2 separate regions of the Mus musculus genome follow, and region 2 is linked to region 1. The links are chromatin loops, found by intact Hi-C in ENCODE. Cell type or tissue: left cerebral cortex. All regions are shown on one strand. Links, peaks and the distances in the headings refer to the core of each region. The heading gives the core; the rest is flanking DNA.

Region 1 (5,971 bases), core at 1,178-5,177:
GACTCATGTAGAGTAGGAACTGGCACGCCTGGGTACTTACTGCCGGTGGGACCAACCAGGCCAGGGCCCTTAAGCTGTTATCACTGTATAAAAAAGGTCAACATGTATCCTTGGGGCACAACATTCCTGGCACTGAACTCCACATGGCCAACTCTACTACCTTCTACGGGGAGACACACTTTTGTATTGCATGAAAAACAAAAGCAGGTCGTGTTTATCCCTGTGTGAATGGTTGACAGGCCTTTAGGAACAAAATAATTTCTAAGACTCTACCCATGCAGTATTGATCAGTTCCACACAGAACAGCACAACTGGGATCTGTTCTATCTGCAGGGGTCTCCCCAAAACAGCCTTGTTACCCCCTGGCTATCTGCAGGGTCTCCCCAAAAAAGCCTTGTTACCCCCTGGCTATCTGCAGGGGTCTCCCCAAAACAGCCTTGTTACCCCCTGGCTATCTGCAGGGGTCTCCCCAAAACAGCCTTGTTACCCCCTGGCTATCTGCAGGGGTCTCCCCAAAACAGCCTTGTTACCACCTGGCTATCTGCAGGGGTCTCCCCAAAACAGCCTTGTTACCACCTGGCTATCTGCAGGGGTCTCCCCAAAACAGCCTTGTTACCACCTGGTTATCTGAGGTCTTTCATGAGAGTGCAGTGCTTGCCAGACTCAGTGGGTATCTACTATCTCCCTGCAATTTGTTTCCAAGACAGGAGACAGGAGCTCAGTGTCGTGCAAGTCACCCAGTATGCATGCTGGATTGTGCCCACCCGTCAAGATGAGGAGGCCTTGGGCAGGCTCAGCTCTGTGGAGAGGTTAGAGTGCCAACTTCCAGGACAGTTATTGAGATCTCATGTAGACTGGGTGTGTGTTTGTCAGAGAAAGATGAGTGAAGATAATTACATAGAGATGTGCTATGGAGGTGTGAGAGTGCATGCAGAGCCGCCTGTGAGGGCAGTGGGCAGAGTGAGAAGTGGTTTACCTATACGACAGGGGACTTGGAAGCGGGCGCGACTCAGTTATCCCATGAGACCTGCTCAATTACGGACTGTCAGAGGAAAGAGCAAAAAATAAGACACACACACAATCAGTTCTAAATGCAGCACGCTGGCCAGGCCCTCTCCCCCACCCCCCAGACACATCCATCTGAGAGCACACTGGGATCCTTGACTTCATTTCTCCAAGGTTGGCAGCGTCAGTGTGATTACAGAGATGTGCAGTGAACAGACATACAGTGGAGCCAAGAGGTCAGATTTACCCCACCTTCTGAGAGGCTCAAGATTCGTATGAGACACGAATCTCTTCATGTCTTGCTTCTTGAAGCCCTGGCCCTGAGATGGTTCTGCTGACATGGAACATGGTTCTTGAAGCCACTAGAATCATCTGAACATTGTGACTACATGGCTGGGCTAGGGCCTGCACTGTAGTGCCTGTACTGGGTTTGATCTTGCCAGCATCATCTAGTCCCACCTCATCTATAAGCTGGACCTCACTCACCTTGGACCTGATGTTTCTGAGTTGCCGGGTAACACAGGATCTGTCTTTCTTCAGGAAGTCAGGATTGCTTTTAGATTTCATTATGTCTGAAGGAACAAAAAGACTCATTACTTTTGCTTTCTACAATCTTGTGAACCAAACAGAACATATGGGAGGTTCTGAGTTCACTAGCATAGTGCACCCATACATTTCCTAAATCCAATAACCAACCAAGCACTGGAGCACTGGGTTCCCACTGGGGTTTAAGCTACACACATAATACTGTTAACAAAGGATAGGATCTCCTACTCTGGAATTAGACCTTGACTTCTGGGCATACCAACTGGCCTCATTATCTCTAGCTGATTTCTGACACAGGACTAGTATCAAAAGGAATCAGTCCATATTCTTTTCATTATCCACCCATCAAGAAAACAGCTCTTAGAATGTCTTAAACACAAATGACAAAGGTGTACACTGGGCCATACCACAAAGTATGTCAGGGTGTGGGGCTTTCCTTGTTTACTCAAATCTCAAAAAATTCTCTTTACATCAACATAAAAACACCTCCCTGTCTTCCCACAGTCAGTCTGCACCGCTGAGTGGACTGTTGTGTGCACGGCTGTCCATGGATGATGCTTAGCACTCGGCAATGTGTGGCACTTGTCTACAGATGCAGTACTCTGTGAATACTCTTCCGAGGTTAGTTATCACGGCAGGACAAAAGAACACACACTTCCTCCCTCTAATGCCTCAGCTTCTTGGCTTCCTACCCAGTGACCATGGTGATCACCGTTTTACAGTGAGCTAGACTGTAAACTGTGCTGTTGTCAGCAGCCTTCCAGAACAGCCGTGTCTGTGTCCCATGAGCAACACAGAGGACTGTCCCAGCAGGCACATTTGAATGCTGTCATGGATACTGTTCCTGAATTTGCTGAAGGAATGTTCAGTTACAGGGATATTAGGGGATTTGAACAGATTTTCAGTTTGCGGGGCTTTTATAAAGAAAGGGTCATGATGAAGTTAAGATGAACTCGTCAGTTATCAGAAAGAATCCAACAGTACGTGGCTCAGCAGCCTCTTTCCCCGCTGTGCTGCACAATACCTGGATATTTTCTCCAATAATTCTTCTTCTTCTTCTTTTCTTTTTTTTTTTTAAAGATTTATTTATTTCATGTATGTGAGTACACTGTTGCTGTCTTCAGACACACCAGAAGAGGGCATCGGACCCCCATTACAGATGGTTGTGAGCCACCATTTGAACTCAGGACCTCTGGAAGAGCAGTCAGTGCTCTTAACTACTGAGCCATCTCTCCAGTCCGTGCCTGGATCTTTTCAGCCAGCACAAAAACAGGTCAGTTTTGTTGTTCTTGAACAGGCTGTAGGTTCCTTCTGTTCTGCTTGCCTGTGGCCCTCAAAGATTTTATGGCTAAACATTTAGATTAAGGAACTAGCAAGAACTCCCCCTACCTGCTTAAGTTTTTCAGAAACAGATAGTATGACCCCTTGTTTCTATGGAAGCAGCTCTGTGTAAAGGAGCTGCAGGATATGGGAGGAGCAGCTCGCGGGGGAGCCCGTGCATGTGGGCCTAAAGGAGATTTGGGATGGCTCAAGACAGTTTTTTGGGTTTGATTCAAGTGCCAAAACATCTTCACGAGGAGCACCCAGATCGCTCACCATATCCTGACACAGTAGTGCCTTCAGGAGATTTCTCGCCCAGTGCCTCTGTGGCTGCTTTCAGCTGCTCCTTCAGCCTGCTGATGTCGCAGTCAGCCTTGGCCTTGGCAATGCTGAGCTCAGTGTAGATGTCTTTGTACTTGTCACTAGCATACTTCTTATCCTGGACAGATAAAGGCACAAGTGAGTGGCGGCTGCAGACAGGGTGTCAGACTCACTCGGAAATGGCCCTGTACCCTCCCTCTCTGAGGCAAAGACTGAACACTAAAGAAAACATGATGCAGGAAGTAGATGACTACAGGGGGCAAGCCTGCTGTGGTCCTGACTGTCTAACAGTTCCTTGTGGAAGTCAGTCAGGGAGAGCCTCTAGGTTTTAGATTTGTTAAGTGACCTGATCACACCAAGGATTCCATCATTACTTTCTGACTCCAGAAATTCCTTTGAGATGGGTCCAACTAGACCAGCCTAAATGGCAGACCAAGCCTCACTTCACCCACATAGCACTCTGTGTTACTGTACCTATCCAAATGCATGGAAACACAGACCCACCACCGCCTGACTAGAGGCTTCCTTCTGACTGCCCTACTTCTGAGGCATATGCTCAGACGCTGGTATTTTAAGGGAACCTGACTTTAGGACTGCAATCTTGTAGAGTGTCCTGCCATGAAAAAGTGAGCCCAGCAGGACCTGGTCAGACCTCTCAGCTTTCACCCCTCTTTGTCCTGCCTCCACACCCTTGGCCCTTACCCGCAGGGCTGTCTGGAGTTCATCCTTGAGGGAGCTGATCTCCTGTTTCAGGTACTGGATTTCTGACTCTTTGACCCGCAACAAGACCTATAAGAAGAGGGAAAATGAGGACTGACTCTCAGGAACCAGGTATCCTGTAGTCTGCATATACAGAGCATGGCTGGCAGACAGTTGCTTTGTACATTTCGGGGAAGAGAGCCAACCCTTACTGACACTAAACAGAACACACGACTTAAATACTGCTCAGTGCTTCTACAGAAATGGAAAGGGGAAAATACTGTTAGCCTTGCTAGTCCAGAGGCATGAGGACTACACTGAGTTCCCACTACTGACTTGCTTGCTCCCGGAGATGTAGCTGTCAAGGTCTAGATACACTGTTCCTATAGGAATTTCTGCCCACCCTAGCCAGCTCCTCTTGTTCACTTGTCTGAGTCACCTATAAAGGAAAACCTTAACCTAACTGGGGTCCTCTTGAGGATGCCCTACATCCTCATTTGGTGGTTCTCAAACTTCCTAATGCTGCAACCCTTTAATACATGTTGTGCTGACCCTCAACCATAAAATTATTTTGCTGCTACTTCATATCTGTAATTTTGCTACTGTTATGAATTGTAATATAAATATATAATAGGTATGATATCTGACGTGTGCCCCAGGGGGACTCTCAACCCACATGTTGAGAACTCTAATATGTGAGAATTAGAGTCTTTCCTTTCTCTCTCCCTCTTTCAACGGTTGTTTTTTGCTTTTGCTTTTTCTTTCTAGCCTTCTCTGGAATCCTCTTGCTTCAGCTTCCTAAGCAGTTGGGAGTACATGTGCTTGCCACTGCAGAATGAGCTGTTGTGATTGAAAACAAACATCCTGGACTCCGAGAAGTTAAGTCATAATAGAATCTGAGAACAGCAGGATTCCTGTAGCCCTGAAGATCCTCATGGCATCTAGAGGGACCCCTGTTTCTGCCTGTGGACCTCAGGGTACTTGTCAGCTAACCAATGACTTTGGGCCTTCCCATAGCTTTCAAAAGTTAGCTTGAAGCTTTCTTTTCTTGTAGCTGCTACAGAGCTAGAGATGAACCCAGAGTTTTGCATGTAAGCAGGCATTCTTCTATTGAACTGTACCCTTCTGGCCTTTTCTTAAAATCTGGTCCCTCAATGACTCTAAGATAAAGAGCTTTAGTATGACCCAGGAGCTCCTGAATAAGGCAGTGCCTTGCTTCTTACAGTACCTCTAACTCATAGGCATCCTTGCCCTGTGTGAGAGGCAACCCAGTGGACTCCCCACCACCGTCTCCAGTCAGTAGTGTCCGCAACCGTGTGATCTCCGCAGCCAGGCGGTTATTCAGCTCCTGGGGGACAACAGCACAACACAACAGTGACCATCCCCACACACAGTTGCATAAGACACTAGAGAAGGTCACTTCTTAACCAGTAGCGTACAGAGGCCTAAGAATGGAGCCCCCAAGCCTTGTGCATGTTCAGTGCTATGTTTAAGGTAGACATTTAAGGATACATAAAAGCTGTTCATATAGGTTGTGAGGCTATGTGAGGACTTATAACCTGTCAGAAATTGGTTCTGAGACCTCTATTAGGCACCAAATTCTGTGGATGTTCAAGTCCCATTACAAATGGCATACAATATCTGCATAATCCTCCCATATACAATAGGCTGTCTCTACATTATGTCTAATACCCAGTACCATCCACACAATTCCTAAGTCCTTAGCTGTAACGTATTATGCAGGGAGGAGGGATAAGAAAATAGTAGATGTCCACTGCAAATGACTGTTTTCCTCCCTGGAACATTTGCTATGTTTGGTCAGCTGAATTCAGAACTGATTCAGAACTCATAGCAGCAAAATGCCAATTGTGTCTCTAGAGCGAAGATTCCATGGATCTTAAAATTAAAATCGTTCTGCTGTGGGCAGTGTTATCTTTTCCCACTTGAGCTCCCAAAGATTACTCTACTTCTGTCCCTCCAATTTCTCACGCCTTTCTGACTGGTAAGTGCTCTTCTTCAAGCCACTGCAGTGGTTCAGTGACTCCCAAGTAGTTACACCCACAGTGCAGTGTGGTTTGAG
Region 2 (5,971 bases), core at 838-4,837, 50 kb before region 1:
ATCTAGGGGAAGACCACCATAGAGTGAGGTAGTGCTGCAGTAATAGTAGCAGAAGAAAACGAAGTTTCTAGACGAATGAAGCCTCTTTCTTACTAGCAAATCACAAAGAAGCTATTCATAGAAGCCTCAGCAGATAGACTTGTGTGTATTGATGTTTGCGATGGGATCTCTGTCTCAAGGTGGCCAGGTACAGTGGCCATTGTTGGGAATTTTATCTGCCTCATCCATTGTAGAGAGGTTACTTTCTGTCACTGTTTGGACATTGGTTGGTTGGTTGTTTGAGACAAAGTCTCACTGTGTAGCCCTTTATGACCTAGAACCTTCCCACCAAGCTAGGGCAGCCTTGAACTCCACAGAGATCTATCCGTCTGTCTCAGCTTCTGGAGTGCTGGGATTAAAGGTTTGTTCAACCATGCCAGGCCGGACAGTAGACTTAGATTCCTCTCATGTCTCTTATGTGTGTTTGTGAAGAGAGTCATTTGTCATTAGGAGCATTCTGCTCTCTCCTGGTCTTCCCCTCAGTATGTCCTGAACCTCTTTTCCATGGCATCCTAAGCCTGTATCACAGATACTTAACTGCAGGCACTCTCTCACTAGCCCCAGTGGGAAGGCAGTCTCCCTGTGGTGTATGGTTTTCCTCCTGATGTTAGAATGAGCATTTTCCCTAGGATGGATGTCCCTTTTGGTTTCCTTTTCAACATTTGAATAGCCCTAGATCTTCTGACTTCTGAAACCTGAGCTGTTTCTTTCTTTCTTATGAAAATGTTGCATATGTATAGGAAACTGACTATCTCCTTACTCTGCCTGAGAGTAACAGCTAAGATCACTGGTTTCATTCAAGTCGCTGAAAAAAGTGTGTGTGGGGGTGTGTAGGTGTGTGGGGGTGTGCTTGCGCACATCGGTGTAAAGCAGAGAACACTTCATGGGAACCAGTGGGTCTCCCTCCACCCTTAGGTGTAGGGACTGAACTAGGGTTGTCAGCCTGGCTGCAGGCACTTACACTCAGGAAGTGTAAGTCATCACTCAGCAGCAAGTCATTTTCACGAAGAAAATTTTATTTTATGTAGCAATAGAAAGAATACTGAACACAGTTCATACCTTTTTTACATTTCTACATGTGATTAATTTACTTCTGACTTTCAGACTTTTTTAACACTATCATTACAAGATATGGCAAGCCGTGTACAGTTATCTGGACCACAGGAGGCAGAAAAATATGTTCTACACATGGTAAGTGTATCTTAAATTTTTTTTTTTTTGGTTTTTCAAGACAGGGTTTCTCTGTATAGCCCTGGCTGTCCTGGAACTTACTTTGTAGACCAGGCTGGCCTCGAACTCAGAAATCCGCCTGCTTCTGCCTCCTGAGTGCTGGGATTAAAGGCGTGCGCTGCCGCCGCCGCAACCCCCCCCCCCCCCCCAGCAGATGCGGACATCCTTAAAGAGACAGAATACAAAGCACATGTGTGTATTTGCTTCTACCACCTAGCAAGGAGGTTCAGTGATATCCTAACTCTTAACAGCTTGTTTAGTTGTGTTTGTTTTGAGCTTTATATAAATGGTGTACACTGCATGCTTTTTAAGAGCCATGCATGTAGATACATTTGTAGGTAGTCTATTTTCAGACTGTTGTGTTACAGTGTACCTTTCTATCCTAACTATGTGGCCATTTGGATTGGTTTCTATTCTGATTGTTACAAGTACTATTGTGGTGAACCATGGTCCAGATATAGTTTAAGTCTGCAATAACATGTATGGTGAGAAACTTCTGAATTCTAATTAGTATGCTTTGGGTTGGAGCTGCTATCTTATTAACACTGTCTACTGTCCCTTCTAAGTCAAGCAACAGCCATTTTAGGTAGCTTAGTTCCATTGCTCAGAAGTGGGCTAAACATTAGTCACACTGCAAATCTGGGCACAGTGGCTTTTGCTACAATCCAAGCAATCCAGGAGCATGAAGCAGGAGGATTTTGTGTTTGAATGTCAGCTTTGATCCACTTGGCATCTCTAATGATATCTAGCATATAGCATTTAGGAAACACTGGCTAAATAGATAACACTTAAAATAGATATGTAATTGAACTGGAGAGAATGATCTTCTAAAGGACCTAGGTTTGAGTCCTGCCATCCACATGGTGGCCCACAGCCGTCTGTAGCTATAGTTCAGTGGCTTACCCTCCACAGGCAAAGCATCCATACACCTTTTGTTGTGTTCTTTTGTTTTGTTTTGAAAGTAGCCAGACCTATGATTCCAGACCTCAGTGTCTGAGGTAGAAGGGTCACAAGTCTGAGGTGTGACTGCATTGCTTTTTGGATCTTTGGTTATATCCACCCACTTTATGTTCAGGTCTAAATTTTCATGGTTTCCTATCTTTCTTTTTTCTCCTTTTTTTTTTTTTTTTTTTTTTTTTCAGATAGAAGATGGAGAAATTTTTGCAAGTATTAACCAGAAGGATGGAATGGTCAGTTTCCATGATAACCCTGAGAAGTATAATAACCCAGCCATGCTTCATAACATCGACCAAGAGGTAAGCAAGCTGCTTGGGTTGGGCATGTCTGACAGGTGATTAAACTTCTGAGTGCTCCAGGATAGCCTGTTTAGTTCCCAGCCTGAACACAAAAGGACCGGTCTGCTGGAAACTCTTCTAGATTGTTTGGGTGGCTAACTAAATGGGAGGTTAGATTTCCCAAGTAGATTATCAAACCTACTTTTAACTCCAAAGCCATTCAAAGGATGTAGTATTCTACCTGTGCTTTACCACAACTGCCAGTGTGTGGACTTGTTTCTGTGGGTGTCCAGGTGGGAAGCAAACGATACCTTCTGGGGCAGCAGCAGCAGCAGTGTCCTGGGCATCTAGGGGTGCCGTGTCAGCAAATAGCCACAGCCTGTGTGTGCGGCCTGCTGCTCTTGACTGTTGCTTTGGGTTCTGGGGATGAGTAGGTTCATCTAGACAGTGTGTTTCTTACTTTGAAGGAAGGAAATGAGTGAGTTCGTGTTAAATAAGGAACTAAAAGCTGTGTGTGGTTGCCGGTTTCTTTGAGCCTGGTGCTTGGGAAGCAGATGATTGATGCCAAGGCCAACCCTAAGTAGCAAGACTGTCTGAAAACACCAGAACCAACAGCAAATTCCCAGGATAGGCTGGGAATGGAGATGGCTCAGCAGTTAAGAACATTGCCTGCTCATCTGAAGGATCTGGGTTTAGTTCCCAGCACCCACAAGGCAGCTCACAACCGTCTGTAAACCCAGTTCGAATGGATTTGATGCCCTCTTCAGATCAGATCAGATCTTCTGGAGACACTGCACACATACGGTTCACTTAGTGCACTTAAGTACTCATACATGTTTTTTAAAAAAATCCCAAGAATCCTAAAAATAACCCATGGCAATGTAGAATGCATTCCCTATATTAGTTCCTCGTGGTAAAAGCAGAACTTTGTCACTACTCCCTTTTATAACTTGTGGGTATCAAAATGTCACCTAAAATGATAACCTTAGTTTGGGGACTGGCAAAATGGCTCAGTGGGAAAAGCATGTGCTGCCAAGCTTGAGGACCTGAGTTCAGTTCCTGGGACTTCCATGGTGGAAGGAGAGAGCCTGACACCTGCAACTTTTCCCCCGTGAGAAGAATGCTAATGGGATTGTCTGCTGGTATTGTTTCAACTTGGGTATTATGCTGCAGTACATAGAATCTCTCCCCCCACCACTCTTTTTTATTTGTTTTGGGTTTGGGGGGGTGGGTGAGGCAGGGTTTCTCTGTGTAGATCTGGCTGTCCTGGAACTCATTCTGTAGACCAAGCTGGCCTCAAACTAAGAGATCCACCTGCCTCTGCCTCCTGAGTGCTAGCATTAAAGGTGTGTGCCACCACCTTCTAGCTCACGTATTTACTCTTGAATCCAAATAATTTGATTTCATAACCCCTTAGCTGAGGGTTTTCAGAGGGTGACTAAGTTTCTAACCCCCCACTAATAGTCGGTTACAAATGTGAGTGACCAAAGCCTATTGCTAACCATGGTTATATGACTCTTGCACAGATGCTAAAATGCATAGAGCTGGATGAGCGACTGAAGGCTATGGACCAGGAGATCACGGTGAACCCCCAGTTTGTTCAAAAGGTAAACAGGGTGCTCCTCATTTGAAGTGGGTGGAGGAGGAAAGACATTACAGCAGGTACAAGAACTTGGTTCATTTATTAAATGTGAAGTTGCTCATTGTCCTTGAAAACCAGTTCCCATAAATTCACAGAAATAACTTTTAAGATATGTTCAGGAACTCCTCTAAGTGTGCTTAGGGAAGGCCCAGGTTGCCTGTTGTTGTTCTGTGGTAGTTCCTGCAGAGACAGGCTGGGGAGCTGGCATGCTGCTTTCACAAGAGTCCTCTTGATAGAGTTGGTCACAAACACACTATTTGCTTTCTCCTTCACAGAGCATGGGCTCACAAGAAGATGACTCAGGAAACAAGCCCTCCAGCTACTCTTGAAACTAACCCCCATCTTGAGGTAACAGAACCTTGGCCTGGCAAGTGTGAAGAGCGCAGCAGGAAGTACCATGCGGGTTCCATGCCGGTTCCTCCTGGACAGTCAGAAATTCAGTTTAACATCTGCAGTCCTATTGCTTTCAGAAAACCATTCTCTGCAAAGAAAGGAAAAAAAAAATCCTACTTTAGAGTCTGTTGTGGATTTATTTATCCTCAGATTGTTATTACTGCATTAAAGTTACCTTTTTGTTTAACCCCTTGAATGTTAATGTGTGTTCTCTCACTTTTTCCTCTCGCAAAGGTTCCAATGATACATTTCATTGTGAATAGAATAATTGGCTGGGAGCGCGAGGTCTGCACTGAAGCGTTAGCATCCCCTTGTAGGTGGATGTAAGCTGTGGGACACTGTCGGCTCCTACCCCTGACGTGTGTAGTTTTTGCCATCTTCCTGCACCTGACGTGCGTCGTTTCTGCCACCTCAAGGCTTTCCCTCTTTTCTACTTTTCTTTCTGTATTTGATTCTTTAAGATGGGGTTTCTCTGTGTAGCCCTGGCTGTCCTAGAACTCCCTGTGTAGACCAGGCTGGCCTTGAACTTGGAGATCTGCCTGCCTCTACCTCCCAAGTGCTGGCATTAAAGGTATGCACCACCACCACCTGGCTCTAACATTCTTTTTAAATTATGTTTTATTTTGTGTATGTATATACTTAGGAGAGTTATTCTCCTTCTACCTTGTGAACCCTGGAGAATGAACTGATAGTCAGGCTTGGCATTCAGTGCCTTTACCCATTGAACTATTTTATAGCCCCTTTTCTTCTTGAAACCATCTTCAGGTACTTTGCAGAGTTTTTTAGATTTTGTTCCTAGCCCCGTTACACTTTGGGCCAGAAGTCACTGAGCTAGCTCTCGACAGTGGGAGCATTGGTGACCTATGGACAGATTAAAGTGCCTTAAGTTTGCTGCTGGGGATGGCTCAGTGGGTCAGAGCCAGGAGTAGGACCTGAGCTAAAATCCCCATGTACAGAGCTGGGCATTGCTGTGTGTTCTGTAACCACAGCAAAGACAAGTGGTTCCCACTGTGATTGTCACTGGCCAACCAGCCTAGCCAAAGGCCTCGGGAGTAAGGTAGAAAGTGGTGGATGAGATAGATACTCAACGTCTTCATGCGTTGTGTGGTCCCCACTGCATCCACATGGGCCCACACGTGCAACACACAGATTTAGTCTTTAAAAAACGTTTCTCAGACTGGTGAGGTGGCTCAGCAGATAGCGCTGTGTAGTCTGATGATAGACAGTTCCTTGGCTTTAATCCCTATAGAGAAAGGGAGGAGAAGACCTGCCTCTCCAGAGTTGCTCTCACTTCCACACTAGCGCTGTGGCAGGGACGTGCCTGCACATGCCTTGTGATAATACGTTTTTAAAGACTTAGACCATGTTAGTCTCAGGGTTAACTCTTGGATTTGTGTACAATAATTTCTCTATGGACTATGGTACAGCTCAA

Evidence for each region. Peaks named below come from ENCODE experiments on the same cell type or tissue, not always from the same donor. Only the 100,000 strongest peaks of a DNase experiment are listed, where the experiment ranks them.
Region 2: it touches region 1 in a loop (2.3-fold over the local background); 1 of 42 quality-filtered maps calls a loop at or near these places.

Annotation. Positions count from the first base shown.
Region 1 is chr11:59,767,223-59,773,193 of GRCm38, reverse strand. Mprip (myosin phosphatase Rho interacting protein) reads right to left here. Exons shown (of 24, transcript NM_001368931.1): 20 at 5,120-5,239; 21 at 3,895-3,981; 22 at 3,148-3,310; 23 at 1,492-1,577. It overlaps Gm51899 (a long non-coding RNA gene), which reads left to right and starts at 3,940. Exons shown (of 2, transcript XR_003949691.1): 1 at 3,940-4,023; 2 at 4,660-5,838. In left cerebral cortex, for the core only: a CTCF peak has its summit at 2,680 (motif pointing right); a DNase peak (open chromatin) is centred at 3,691; H3K27ac peaks cover 222 bases.
Region 2 is chr11:59,816,559-59,822,529 of GRCm38, reverse strand. Cops3 (COP9 signalosome subunit 3) reads left to right here. Exons shown (of 12, transcript NM_011991.1): 9 at 1,144-1,230; 10 at 2,412-2,525; 11 at 4,031-4,111; 12 at 4,422-4,726. The coding sequence ends at 4,475. Gm16062 (predicted gene 16062) reads right to left here. Exons shown (of 2, transcript NR_045686.1): 2 at 4,168-4,627. Among named protein-coding and RNA genes, the nearest start is that of Gm16062, 9.5 kb to the right of the region's middle. In left cerebral cortex, for the core only: no CTCF peak of the experiment used is centred there; DNase peaks (open chromatin) are centred at 874, 1,812 and 2,889.